Linked DNA regions of Homo sapiens: region 2 is linked to region 1. The links are chromatin contacts, found by Hi-C or POLR2A ChIA-PET in ENCODE. All regions are on one chromosome and are shown on one strand. Each heading gives the region's core, a stretch centred on a gene start or an enhancer-like site at or near the end of the contact. The rest is flanking DNA. Distances are from core to core; before and after follow the strand shown. Region 1 holds the start of IFNL1 (interferon lambda 1). Region 2 overlaps MED29 (mediator complex subunit 29).

Region 1 (6,901 bases), core at 3,261-5,760:
GAGCCTGGAGTTCTGATGTTTAAGGGCAGGTGCAGGGTGTCCCAGCTCATAAGAGAGAGCAAATTCTCCTTTCCTCTGCCTTTTTGTTCTATTCAGGCCCTCGGCCAATTGGATGGTGCCCACCACATTGGGTAACAACGGGTCTTCCTTACTCAGTCCATTGATTCAAATGCCAATCTCTTCTGGAAACACCCCAGAGTCATACCCAGAATTAACGCATCACCAGCTATCTGATAAACTTAACCAGTCAAGGTGACACCTAAAATTAACCATCACAATTATAAAAATAACTACTCAGAGAAACATTAGGAGCATGAACTGAAATTAGTTAATGGGACATTCTTAAACCAATGGCAGAAGCTCCTTCTTGGCCAGGAGCAGTGGCTCATGCCTTTAATACTAGCACTTTGCGAGGCTGAAGCAGGAGGATGGCTTAAGGCCAGGAGTTCAAGACTGGCCTGGGCAACATAGTGAGACCCCTATCTCTACAAAAATAAATAAATAAATAATAAAGTAAGGTGGTGGCTCACGCCTGTAATCCCAGCACTTTGGGAGGCCAAGGCAGGCAGATCATCTGAAGTCAGGAGTTCGAAGCCAGCGTGACCAACATAGTAAAACCCAGTCTCTACTAAAAATACAAAAACTAGCCAGGCGTGATGGCATGCACCTGTAATCCCAACTACTTAGGAGGCTGAGGCAGGAGAATCGCTTCAACTCGGGAGGCAGAAGTTGCAGTGAGCCAAGATTGCACCATTGCACTCCAGCCTGGGCAACAAGAGCAAAACTACGTCTCAAAAAATAATAATAACAATAAAATAAAAAACAAGCTTTTTTTTTTTTGAAACAGGATCTCACTCCATCACCCAGGCTGGAGTGCAGTGGCACGATCTTGGCTCACTGCAACCTCCGCCTCCCGGGTTCAAGTGATTCTCATGCCTCGGCCTCCTGAGTAGCTGAGACCACAGGCGCATGCCACCACACCTGGCTAATTTAGAATAAAAAAGAAGCTTCCTCTCTGCCACTCAGGTAGCCTTATCCCTAATCTCAGCCTCCGTCAGGGACTCCCTGAGGCCAGTTGGCTGAAAGCTGCCCAGGGAGTTCTAAGGATTTCAGTTTCTCTTTCCTTCTTGATGCAGCTCCCAGCTCACTTGGCCCTGCCCACACCTGTTCCCTCATCAGGCTCCCAGACGGGCCCCGCCCACTCATGCCTCTTAAGTCAAAGTGGAAATTCTCATTTCCAATTACCTTTTCACTTTACACACATCATCTTGGATTGCCCATTTTGCGTGGCTAAAAAGCAGAGCCATGCCGCTGGGGAAGCAGTTGCGATTTAGCCATGGCTGCAGCTTGGACCGTGGTGCTGGTGACTTTGGTGCTAGGCTTGGCCGTGGCAGGCCCTGTCCCCACTTCCAAGCCCACCACAACTGGGAAGGGCTGCCACATTGGCAGGTTCAAATCTCTGTCACCACAGGAGCTAGCGAGCTTCAAGAAGGCCAGGGACGCCTTGGTGAGTTCCTGTTGCTGTGGATGAACCACTTCTACGGGTGTCCCAATTACTGCCCTTCTACTGTGGGCTAGCCTCTAGCCTTCCAACTATGGCAAACCTCTATCCTTTCTGCACTGGGTTAAACCCATGCTGTCAGGCCAACTTCATCCTTGCTGCTATGAGCTAGCTTCCAGCCATCCTGCTGTGGGCTAACCCCTGCCCTTGCTCTCTAGGAAGAGTCACTCAAGCTGAAAAACTGGAGTTGCAGCTCTCCTGTCTTCCCCGGGAATTGGGACCTGAGGCTTCTCCAGGTGAGCTGAAAGTCAGGCCCCCTTCACCCTTCCCTTGACCCTCTCCCCCCTCTTCTTAAGTGGCCCCTTAGCCTTCTTTGTTTCCCTTGTCCTTCACTCTCTTGGACCTCTCCTCACCTGTCCTGTGCCCCTGCCACTTCAAAACTGCTCTCTTGACTCTGTCCTTCCCCTGGGTCCCTTTTATCATCTCCCATCGGCCCCACTTCCCTAGCTCGCTCACCTGTCCCTGTCACTTCCACTCTCACTCTTCATTTCTCTCCCAAATGTCTCCAGTCTGTCGCCCACCTGTGCCTTTCGTCCTGCTCCACTTCTCCCTGTCTGTTCCCAACACTGACCCCCTCTCCCTCTCACCTGCCTCTGTCACCTGTCCCTCATTATCTCTCACTGACATTCATCCAGCTCATGCTCCCCCCTCATCCACCCTTCTCTTTTTTTTTTTTTTTTTTTTTTTTTTGAGACAGAGTCTTGCTCTATGGCCCAGGCTGGAGTGCAGTGGCATGATCTCGGTTCACTGCAACCTCTGCCTCCCGGGTTCAAGCAATTATCCTGCCTCAGCCTCCCGAGTAGCTGGGATTACAGGCATGTGCCATGATGCCCAGCTAATTTTTGTATTTTTAGCAGAGACGGGGTTTCACTATGTTGGCCAGGCTTGGTCTCGAAATCCTGACCTCAGGTGATCCACCCGCCTCGGCCTCCCAAAGTGCTGGGATTACAGGCGTGAGCCACCACACCCAGCCCTACCCTTCTTCTCTGTGCATGCAACTGTCCCTCTCTTACTGTGCCCCCAACCTGCTTTCTCCTCACCCGTCCCCACCCCGCCCCAGAGAACTTCTGTGACCCCCGTAAGTCCCCTTTCATTTGTCTCCATTTCACTTATCCCCTCACCTGCCTCCTTGACCATCCTGCCTCACCTGTATCCTTCCTCATGTCTTCCCCCTCCTGTCTCCTTCTCCCCAGACCCCTCACCTGTCCCCACCACATGCACTGTGTCACCGACCTTCCCCAGGACTGCCTACCTGTCCCCACTAACTGGGTCTTCTTGCCTGTTCTCCCTCACCTGCTCTTTCTCACCTCTCCTCAGGTGAGGGAGCGCCCTGTGGCCTTGGAGGCTGAGCTGGCCCTGACGCTGAAGGTCCTGGAGGCCGCTGCTGGCCCAGCCCTGGAGGACGTCCTAGACCAGCCCCTTCACACCCTGCACCACATCCTCTCCCAGCTCCAGGCCTGTGTGAGTCCTTGGGGCCCGGGCACCCAGGTCTGTGGGCTCTGAGCAGCATCCTTCCCCTGTGGTGGCCCAGGCTCCGCCTCACACACCGCCCTCTTCTGCCCACAGATCCAGCCTCAGCCCACAGCAGGGCCCAGGCCCCGGGGCCGCCTCCACCACTGGCTGCACCGGCTCCAGGAGGCCCCCAAAAAGGTGAGTGACCCAGGAAGAGAAGGACCAGGGTCTGGGGAGCCAATAGGAGCCCAGACCCTGGACAGCCCCTGACCCATCCCCTCCTCCCCTACAGGAGTCCGCTGGCTGCCTGGAGGCATCTGTCACCTTCAACCTCTTCCGCCTCCTCACGCGAGACCTCAAATATGTGGCCGATGGGAACCTGTGTCTGAGAACGTCAACCCACCCTGAGTCCACCTGACACCCCACACCTTATTTATGCGCTGAGCCCTACTCCTTCCTTAATTTATTTCCTCTCACCCTTTATTTATGAAGCTGCAGCCCTGACTGAGACATAGGGCTGAGTTTATTGTTTTACTTTTATACATTATGCACAAATAAACAACAAGGAATTGGAACCTTCTGTGATAGGTGAATCCTTGAGTGTGTGTGTGATTGTGGGTCTGTGACTGGGTGTGGATGTCTGGGTGATGCAGGCAAAATTTGTGACTCGTTGTGTATATTTGTGTGTGCCTGACTTCTGTGACTATGTATGTATTTGTATGGAAATGAGTGTCTGCCTGAACTTGAGTCTAACCAAAGGTGCGTAACTGTGCATGTTCATGCCCACACGTGTGCAAGTATGTGTGTGTACTGCCAGGCATGGTGGCTCACACCTGTAATCCCAGTGCTTTGGGAGGCTGAGGCAGGCAGATCACTTGAGGTCAGGAATTTGAGACCAGCTTAGCCAACATGGTGAAACCCTGTCTCTACTAAAAGTACAAAAATTAGCCGGGAGTTGTGGCATGACCCCGTAATCCCAGCTACTCGGGAGGCTGAGGCAAGAGAAATGCTTGAACCCGGGAGGTGGAGGTTGTGGTGAGCCGAGATCACATCACTGCACTCCAGCCTGGCCACCAAGAGAGAAACTCCATCTTAAAAAAAAAAAAAAAAAAAAAAAAAAAAAAAAAAAAAAGGCCAGCCTCCGTGGGCTCAGGCCTGTAATCCTAGCACTTTGGGAGGCCAAGGCGGGCAGATCACTTGAGGTCGGGAGTTTGAGACCAACCTGACCAACATGGAGAAACCCCATCTCTACTAAAAATACAAAAATTAGCCGGGTGTGGTGATGCATACCTGTAATCCCAGCTACTCGGGAAGCTGAGGCAGGAGAATCGCTTGAACCCGGGAGGTGGAGGTTGTGGTGAGCGGAGATCACGCCATTGCACTCCAGCCTGGGCAACAAGAGTGAAACTCCGTCTCGAGAAAGAAAAAAAAAAAAAGAAAGAAAAGAAAAGAAAAGCGGTCAGGATGCTACATCCTGGAACCTAACCACAATGGTGTGAGAAGCCCAGACATACAGAGAGACCACATATAGGTACTCCATCTGATAGTCCCAGTATAGCTTTTGAATCACCCCAGCTCAGGAACCAGACATGCGAGTGAAGAAGCATTTAGATGACTCTAGGTCCCAGCTGGAGCAGAGACAAGCCATCACCACTGGGCCCTGATTAAGTTCCTGACCCACAGAAACTGTGAGCATAATAATATTTGTTTTACGCCACTAAGTTGGGTTTGTTATAAGGCAAGAAATCATTGAAACAGTGAGAGAGCCACCAGCCCATCACAATTCACTGTGAGGTGTGTCACAAGAAATTTATTACCAAAATAACTCATCAGAGTTTCTTTTTTGGGTTGGGGAGAGGGGGACAGCGCCTGGCTCCATCGCCCAGGCTGAAGTGCAGTAGTACGATCTATCTCAGATCACTGCAATCTCCACCTCCTAGTTTCAAACCGTCCTCCCACCTCAGCTTTCCGAGCAGCTGGGACTACAGGCATGTGCCTCCACCCCCACTTAATTTTTGTAATTTTTGCAGAAACGGGGTTTCGCTATGTTGCCCAGACTGGTGTCGAACTCCTGGACTCAAGAAATCCTCCTGCCTCGGCCTACCAAAGTGCTAGGACTACAGGCGTCAGCCACCACACCAGCTCCACCAAGGTTTCTGAATGGTTGACTTTTTGTTACATTACAGGGGATTCAGAATAAAATTCCATTCTTATAATCCTATAACTCTCACTTCTTTGTATCGTTTGTTTGTTTGAGACGGAGTCTTGCTCTGTCACCCAGGCTGGAGTGCAATGACAAGATCTCAGCTCACAGCAACCTTCACCTCCTGGGTTCAAGCGATTCTCCTGCCTCAGCCTCCTGAGTAGCTGGGACTACAGGCACATGCCACCACTCCCAGCTAATTTTTGTATTTTTAGTAGAAGCAGGGTTTCACCATGTTGGCCAGGCTGGTCTCGAACTCCTGGCCTCAAGTGATCCTCCCACCTCGGCCTCCCAAAGTGCTGGAATTATAGGCATGAGCCACGGCTCCCAGCCTCCTTTGCACTCTTGAGTATTTTCTTGATTAGGAGTCAGAGGGCTGAAGTACAGCCATACACAGAAATTACACACAACCAACGGGCAAAAGTTGAAGCACTCCCTTTGATAACCAAAAACAAGTTAAATGTTCCCAGGTGTGGTGGCTCACGCCTATAATCCCTGCACTTTAGGAGGCCTAGGTGGGAGGACTGTTTGACCGCAGAAGTTAGAGACCAGCCTGAGCAACATAGCGACCACATCTTCACAAAAAAACTTAAAAATTAGGTAGGCATGGTGGCACATGCCTGTAGTCCCAGTCCCAGGAGGATGGCTCGAGTCCAGGAGGTTGAGGCTGTAGTGAGCCATGATCGTGCCACTGCACTCCAGCCTGGGTGACAAAGTAAGACTGTCTCAAAAAAAGAAAGAGAGAGAGAGAGAGAAAGAAAGGGGAGTTAAACGTAAAAAAGCTATTTGTAAATGTCTTAAAAATTTACACATAACCTCACAGCCATTCCCACTACATTATAAAGTCTGTGACTAGCAGAACCTCAGTTTGGGTAGGGGGCAGCATGGTGCCCTGCCCAGGACATGAATTTCTGTCCCTTTTGCCTGATACCTGCTTTCCCAGGCTCCCTCGCAGCTCAGGGTGGCCATGAAATTAAGGGCTTCTTAAATAATTTATGCTGGGTACAGTGGCTCACTCCTGTAATCCTAGCACTTTGGGAGGCTGAGGCAGGCAGATCACTTGAGGTCAGGAGTTTGAGAACAGCCTGCCCAACACGGCGAAACTCCATCTCTACTAAAAATACGAAAATTAGCCGGGTGTGGTGGTGCGTGCCTGTAACCCCAGCTACTCGGGAGGCTGAGGGGCAGGAGAATCGCTTGAACTCAGGAGGCAGAGGTTGCAGTGAGCCGAGATGGTGCCACTGCACTCCAGCCTGGGTGACAAAGCAAGACTCCGTCTCAAAAAAAAAAAAAAAAAGTTAATTTATGTAAAAAATGTAACAGAGCTTGGCAAAGGCGGAGCCCCATACATGTGTTTGTTGCTGTTACTCTTATTATTTTAACATATTTTTCTTCCTTAATACAAACAGAACTCTTTCCCACTTGTTCCCTTCCTTCCTGCTTAGTTCATTGGTATGAGGATGTGAGACCCAGAGCTATGGCAACCATTTTGTGACCACAAGGCAACAAGTTTAGGGTGTGAAGCTATCATTTTGAGGAAGGTAGAACAAAAGAGTAGAAAACGGGGTCCTTGCTGATATTAATAAGCCATTGCACCAAACCCCAGAATCCCCTAACTCCAGACTTACTCTTAGGTGACATAACTGAATGTCTTTCTTGCTTAAGTCGTGTTAATTGGATTTTTC
Region 2 (6,901 bases), core at 1,701-4,200, 98 kb after region 1:
AGTCTCACTGTGTCGCCCGGGCTGGACTGCAGTGGCACAGTCTCGGCTCACTGCAGCCTCTACTTCCTGGGCTGAAGTGATCCTCCCACCTCAAAGTAGCTGGGACTACAGGCATGCACTGCCATGCCTGGCTAATTTTTGTATTTTTTGTAGAGACGGGGTTTTGCCATGTTGCTCAGGCCAGTCTTGAACTCCTGGGGTCAAGCAATTCACCCACCTCAGCCTCCCAAGCGCTGGGATTACAGACCGCTGTGCCGGGCCTGGCCTGGGTTTTGAAGGAAAAGTGGGAGGTTGAGAAGCTTGGTAGTGTCAGAACCATGTTCCAAACAGAGGGAATAACATTTGCTTTAAATTTGTTTTAGGAACATCAAGTAATTCATTCTGGCTGAGGTGTGGTAGGCATAGGGCTTGTTGGATTTTGAATATAATCCTAAGGGCACTGGGGAAGCATGGAGGGTTTCAAGCAGGGAAGAATATGGACCTATCTGCTTTTTAGGAATATACCTCTGGCTGACAAATGAGGGGAGGTTGAACCCTGGAGGCAGGAGCCCAAGGGCGCAGCCATGGCAGGATCCAAGGACGCCTGGACTGGGCTCCACCAGGGCGGGGTCGTGAGGAAATGGGGAAGACTGGGGGAACTTGAGAGGCTTCGTGTGCAGGGCTTTGTATATGGGCCACAGGACCGGTGTGCTGGAAGGAGATAAAGTTTCTAGGATGAGGCCCAGGACTCTGGTTTATAATGGAGGACTGTCACTGGGCCCGGTGATTCATGCCTGTAATCCCAGCACTTTGGGAGGCCGAGGCAGGCGGATCACAAGGTCAGGAGATCGAGACCATCCTGGCTAACACGATGAAACCCCGTCTCTACTAAAAATACAAAAATTAGCCGGGCGTGGTGGCAGGCGCCTGCAGTCCCAGCTACTAGGGAGGCTGAGGCAGGAGAATGGCATGAACCCGGGAGGCAGAGCTTGCAGTGAGCCGAGATCGCACCACTGCACTCCAGCCTGGGTGACAGAGCGAGACTCCGTCTCAAAAAAAAAAAAGGAGGACTGTCCCCGAAACAGGGACCTAGGAGAAGCAGTTTTGGGGAGTACAAGGGCCCTACAAATGTCAGGGGGAGGCCAGCGACAGTGTGGGCGCCATTAGTGCAGAGGTGGAAACTGAGTGGTGTGCGTGGGTGTGACAGCCCTGGGAGGGCTTGAACAGTGAGAGAAGACAGGGCCTAGGAATGGCTGCACTTACGTCTTAGGTAGTGTAAGAAGTACCTAGAGCTGGTCAGGCGCGGTGGCTTGTGCCTGTAACTCCAGCATTTTGGGAGCCTGAGGCGGGCAGATCACAAGGTCAGGAGTTCAAGACCAGCCTGGCCAACATGGCAAAACCCTGTCTCTACTAAAAATACAAAAATTAGCCAGGCATGGTGGCGTGCACCTGAAATCCCAGCTACTTGGATGAGACAAGAGAATCTCTTGAACCCGGGAGGTGGAGGTTGCAGTGAACCAAGATGGCGCCACTGCACTCCAGCCTGGGTAACAGAGCGAGACTGTCTCCAAAAAAAAAGGGGCCGGGCACAAGTGGCTCATGCCTGTAATCCCAACACTTTGGGATGCCAAGGCGGGTAGATCACGAGGTTAGGAGTTCGAGACCAGCCTGGCCAATATGGTGAAATCCCGTCTCTACTAAAAATACAAAAATTAGCCAGGCTTGGTGGCATGCACCTGAAGTGCCAGCTCCTCTGGAGGCTGAGGCAGAAGAATCACTTGAACCCAGGAGGCAGAGGTTGCAGTGAGCCAAGATCGTGCTACTGCACTCCAGCCTGGGCAACAGAGCGAGATTCCACCTCAAAAGAAAAAAAAAAAAGCCTGGGCGCGGTGGCTCATGCCTGTAATTCCAGCACTTTGGGAGGCTGAGGCGGGTCGGTCACCTGAGGTCATGAGTTTGAGACCAGCATGGCCAATGTGGTGAAACCTTGTCTCTACTAAAAATAAAAAAAAAATTAGCCGGGTGTGGTGGCGGGTGCCTGTAATCCCAGCTACTCGGGAGGCTGAGGCAGGAGAATCACTTGAACCTGGGAGGCGGAGGTTGCAGTGAGCTGAGATCGTGCCATTGCACTCCAGCCTGGGCAACAAAACCGAAACTCCATCTCAAAAAAAAAAAAGAAAGTAGTACCTAGAGCAGCCAGAGAAGCAGGCAGAAAACCAGGGGTGAGATGCCACTGCCAACACCAGGCCTGGAGCCAGGGCAGTAACAATGATAGTAGCTAACAGTTCTTGGCACTTTAAACAGTGTGCCAGGACCCGTGCCTGTGTCTCATACACCTGCTCTCACTGTTCTCACCTTATGAGGTAGGAAGAGGTGGTTATTAAACCCGTTTTCCAAAGGAGGAAACTGAGGCTCAGAGAAGAGTAGCCGCCATGCCCCCAGGTTCCCCAGCAAATGACTGGCAGGGCCAACCTCTGACTCTAAGACCTGGGAAATCCAGAGGCCAAGCCGACAACCCCCAGCTGGCCCTTGGGGTGGGGTAGAATGACCTCGGGTGGAGCTGATGCTGTCCCCTTGCCTGCCTGTCCACAGCGCCTGGCGCATGAGTGCCTGTCACAGAGTTGTGACAGTGCCAAGCACTCTCCAACGTTGGTGCCCACAGCCACCAAGCCCGACGCAGTGCAGCCTGACAGCCTCCCCTACCCACAGTACCTGGCGGTCATCAAAGCCCAGATTTCCTGTGCCAAGGACATTCACACCGCCCTGCTGGACTGTGCCAACAAGGTCACGGGCAAGACACCCGCACCACCTGCTGGCCCTGGGGGCACTCTGTGAAGTGGGGGACAGGGAGTGGGGCAGGCAGTGGTTGGTGGGTGGTGTGCAAAGGGAATGAAGAGCGTCCTGGGCCTAAACACAGCAGCCTCCTCTCTTCCTGCCTGAGCACCGCAGCGGGAGCCAGCAGGGGGCAGCAGAGGCCAACAGGGAGCTCGCAGGCCGGGCCCCTGCGTCCCTGCCCCTTCTTCCTGCTCCCCCTCCTAGCCTAGGGTAGACTTTGAACTGTGTGTGTTGATGACTTCTCTGTTCCACAGGCCCTCCCCCATTCTTGCCTGGGTGTGGAGCCCTGGCTGTCCCCTCTCCCTCAGTCCTTCCTGACTGTCTCCAGCTGGGAGGTGGTCTCTGTGTGCCACTCCTCTGTGTCTCTATTACAGTTGTGTCTCTCTCATCCTGTCTCTTTTTCCCTTGTTTCTCTGTTCCTGTTAATGTGTTTCTCCCCATGGTCCTATTTCTCTCACTCTGACCTCTCTCTCTTAGTCCCCTTTAGCTGTCTTCTATCCCCAGCTCCTAACTGGGACTCTGTGTCTATGCAGGGGGCCAGCACCCCTGGGTTATCTGGGGCTAAGGGAAGGGACTTCATTTCCAGGGGCCACAGCCAAGCCCAGAGTCCCCCAGCGGCTCGCATGTCAGCCCAGACCCCAGGGTCCTTGGCCTAGGAGAGGAGCAGTGGAGGGGCCCAGGCTCTGAGCTCCACAGGTCTGAGCAGGGAGCAACTCAGGCCCCCACCCAAGCCTGCGTCAGCGGAACTTGAGTGAGGGGCGTTGTGCAATTTGTGGCAAGGCTGGCCCAGCTGGATGCCTGGGTCCCAGTATTTTTAGCCCCAAAGGAGAAGTGAAAAGGCCCCAGCCGGGGTGAATCATCAGTCCTGGGGAAGAACCCAGGCGCCTGAGCCCCAGCTCCGGGAAGCAGGCACTGGGGAGGGGGCTTCAAGGAGGGAGTGCCCCCTCAGACTCCCTGCTTCCCTGGAAGCTTCAGGAAGCTCAGCCTCAGCCTTCAGGCCTGAGCAAGTGCAGGGCGGAGCTACCAGCCCAGGCTCAGATGTTGGGGTGTGAAAGCCTCAAGTGACTCAGCCTGGTTGGAGAACTGCCCCACCCAGTATCTTCTGTGCCATGGTTCCCACATTCGCACTCCATGGCCTCCTGTCCTGGACCCCACGTCTGCAAGGAAACCCTAGGACCATGGATACCTCTGTGATTCACGCTGAGCCCAAGTCCCCACACTGGAAAACTGGGAAATGGCCAGCTGTGTGTCCCAGGAAATTCCTCCCCTTATTCTTCCTTGAAGTGCCCGAGCATGTAGGGCAAGAAGGAAGGCTGAAGCGCTGTCCCTAGGAGGAATTTCTCCTTCAGGGGAGCCTCAGTTTTGCCCATTTATCTAATTGAATCAGTTTTTTACCCAATCCCCCGATTTTGTAGGATAATCTCCCTTATCTAAAGTCAACTGATTATGGACTTTAATCACATCTACAAAACACTTCCATGGCGACAGCTAGATGAGTGTTTGAATAACTGGGACTGTAGCCCGTCCAAGTTGACACATAAAACTGACCATCGGGCCGGGGGCGGTGGCTCACGCCTGTAATCCCAACACTTTGGGAGCCCGAGGCGGGCGGATCACAAGGTCAGGAGTTCGAGACCAGCCTGGCCAACACGGTGAAACCCCGACTCTACTAAAAATACAAAAAATTAGCCGGGTGTGGTGGCACACACCTGTAGTCCCAGCTACTCGGGAGGCTGAGGCAGGAGAATCGTTTGAACCTGGGAGGCAGAGGTTGCAGTGAGCCAAGATCACACTATTGCACTCCAGCCTGGGCGACAGGGCAAGACTCTGTCTCAAAAAAAATAAAAAACTGACCATCTAGTCCTTGTCATCTGGGCACCCTCACACATCTCCTTAACCACACTTAATCTCCAAATAAGTACGATAACATAGTCATAGTCCCACCCAACATGATGCAGTTATCTTGCATACAACTGAAGACAACTAACCCTTTCCCCAACAGAGCCCACCAGCAGTGGTGGAGATGTCGGTCCATGAGCGCACACACAAGACTGAGGGACTGTCGGCCCTCCCAGGTGGTGTCAACACAACATCACACACAGGTGGGGGGGCCTGATAGCCCAGCACCCATGATACAGGGCCTACCAATGCTTAAAACCACACCCAGGGAGCCCACAGAGGCACTCAGTGGGTGGTGGGGTGATGGATACACATCTATCAGGCACAGGGCGGAGGTGGGCACCACTGAGTTGCACTCAGCAAACACATTGGGTATCTTGTGCCCAAGGCCTGTATTTGTGGAGCTGATGTTCTAGTGAGAGACAGTAAATGTGACAAAAGTAAAATATATCAGATGGTGAGAAAACAGAAAAATGAGATCAGAAGTGGAGATGTTGGGGCCAGGCACAGTGGCCCAGGCCTGTAATCCCATCACTTTGGGAGGTGCAGGCAGGCAGATGGCTTGAGCCCAGGAATTCAAGACCAGTCCGAGCAACATAGCAAAAGCCCTTATCTGCAAAAAATTCAAAAATTAGCCAGGTGTGGTGGTGCGTGCCCAGGTTCCCAGGTACTCGGAGGCTGAGAGGTGGGAGGATGCCTTGAGCTTGAGAGGTTGAAGCTGCAGTGAGCTGTGATCGCACCACTGCACTCCAGCTTGGTTCATGGAGACCCTGTTTTTTTAAAAAAAGAAGTGGAGGTGTTTACACCAGCAAAATACTCATTTTTTAAGTGTAATTAAGTTGAAGATCAAAAAATGGAAATGTATAATTAAATCATACTTAGCAAATCTAACACATGAAATGTAACATCTGCATATGGAGAATCGTGTTACTTTATTGAAAAACATTAAAAGTTTGAGAACTTAAGTTGGATTGTGGTTTCGTGAGCATTCATTATGGTTTATATATGTTCCATGTATTTATTATTAAATAGATGACAAGGGTTTTCTTATTCTTGTTTATATATGTTTGAGACCAGTCTCACTCTGTCGCCCAGGCTGGAGTGCAGTGACGCCATCTCGGCTCACTGCAACCTCCGCCTCCTGGGTTCACGTGATTCTGCTGCCTCAGCCTCCCAACTAGCTGGGATTACAGGCGTGCATCACCACACCTGGCTAATTTTTGTATTTTTAGTAGAGACGGGGTTTCACCATGTTGGCCAGGCTGGTCTTGAGCTTCTGACCTCAAGTGATCTGCCCGCCTCGGTCTCCCAAAGTGCTGGGATTACAGGCACAGGCACGAGCCACTGCAGTGGGCCTTTTAATTTTTGTTTTAATCCTTGACAGAGGTCAAGGAAGGCCTCACTGAGAAGGCGATATTAGAGCAGCCCCGAAGGAGAGGGAATGAGCTTGGGGACATCCACACATCCAGGCAAGAGTGCTCCAGACAGAGGGAACTGCAAGTGCCAGGGACCTGGGACAGGAATGTGCTGGGATTTATGGAACACATAAAAAGGAGGCTTGGGCACAATGAGGGAGCAGGGATAGGAGAGGAAATCCAGACAGGTCACAGAGGGCCTTGGTGAGGACTTGGGTTTGCTAGGTAACTAAACCCAGAGGGAGACTACACAGTCTGGTGCACACTGCATGCTCCAGGGACGGGGTGTACGTGAGGTGCACAGCCACCACAAAACAGACCGTGGGGACTCCAGCACACAGCATGTCTGCCCCACTGCAGAGCTAACCCACCATCCTACAATCATGGTGCCCCCAGGGACCCCATCCCATTGACAGTCCCACAAACATACTTTCAGGGAGCAACCCAGCCACATGAATACACAAACAACCCTCTAACCACCACTTTACCAGATAAGCTATCTCTCACCCCATCGCAGACTTTGCCCATCACAGGCTGACTCAGCCCTGTCCTTAGCCCAGCACTATCAGAAGCAGCCTCATCGGCGCTGCCCCAGCTTCTCAGGTACTCATGTCTGCACGTCTGCTCTGCCCACAGAGGCCGACACAAGAACAGTGACATGGAGGGGGGAGCTCGCCAGCTACTCTCCCCATCACGCAGGCTGTAGACGTCAGAAACCAAAGTTCATCGGTTTCTCTGCCTTGTGACTCGGGCCACAGGAACTGCATTCAGAC

What was found. A loop is a pair of places that touch in the nucleus more often than their neighbours do. ChIA-PET counts read pairs that join two places held with the same protein, here RNA polymerase II (POLR2A).
Region 2: a loop to region 1 is called in a map of Panc1, with 3 times the contacts of the local background. The contact joins two enhancer-like sites. A Hi-C loop is called at or near these places in 1 of 168 maps with a recorded cell type or tissue (Panc1). POLR2A ChIA-PET finds 5 or more read pairs at or near these places in 5 of 52 experiments (Caco-2, GM12878, Panc1 and 2 more).

What each region holds. Positions count from the first base shown.
Region 1 is chr19:39,295,086-39,301,986 of GRCh38, forward strand. It overlaps IFNL1 (interferon lambda 1), which reads left to right and starts at 1,322. Exons shown (of 5, transcript NM_172140.2): 1 at 1,322-1,507; 2 at 1,720-1,797; 3 at 2,879-3,022; 4 at 3,128-3,211; 5 at 3,306-3,588. The coding sequence starts at 1,337. The coding sequence ends at 3,431. Within about 2 kb of position 4,511, at least 2 of the 41 ENCODE cell types and tissues checked have a DNase peak (open chromatin) inside an H3K27ac peak, as active enhancers do.
Region 2 is chr19:39,394,886-39,401,786 of GRCh38, forward strand. It overlaps MED29 (mediator complex subunit 29), which reads left to right. Exons shown (of 4, transcript NM_017592.4): 4 at 2,572-5,756. The coding sequence ends at 2,814. Among named protein-coding and RNA genes, the nearest start is that of MED29, 7.0 kb to the left of the region's middle. RefSeq lists an enhancer at 3,436-3,485. Within about 2 kb of position 2,951, at least 37 of the 41 ENCODE cell types and tissues checked have a DNase peak (open chromatin) inside an H3K27ac peak, as active enhancers do.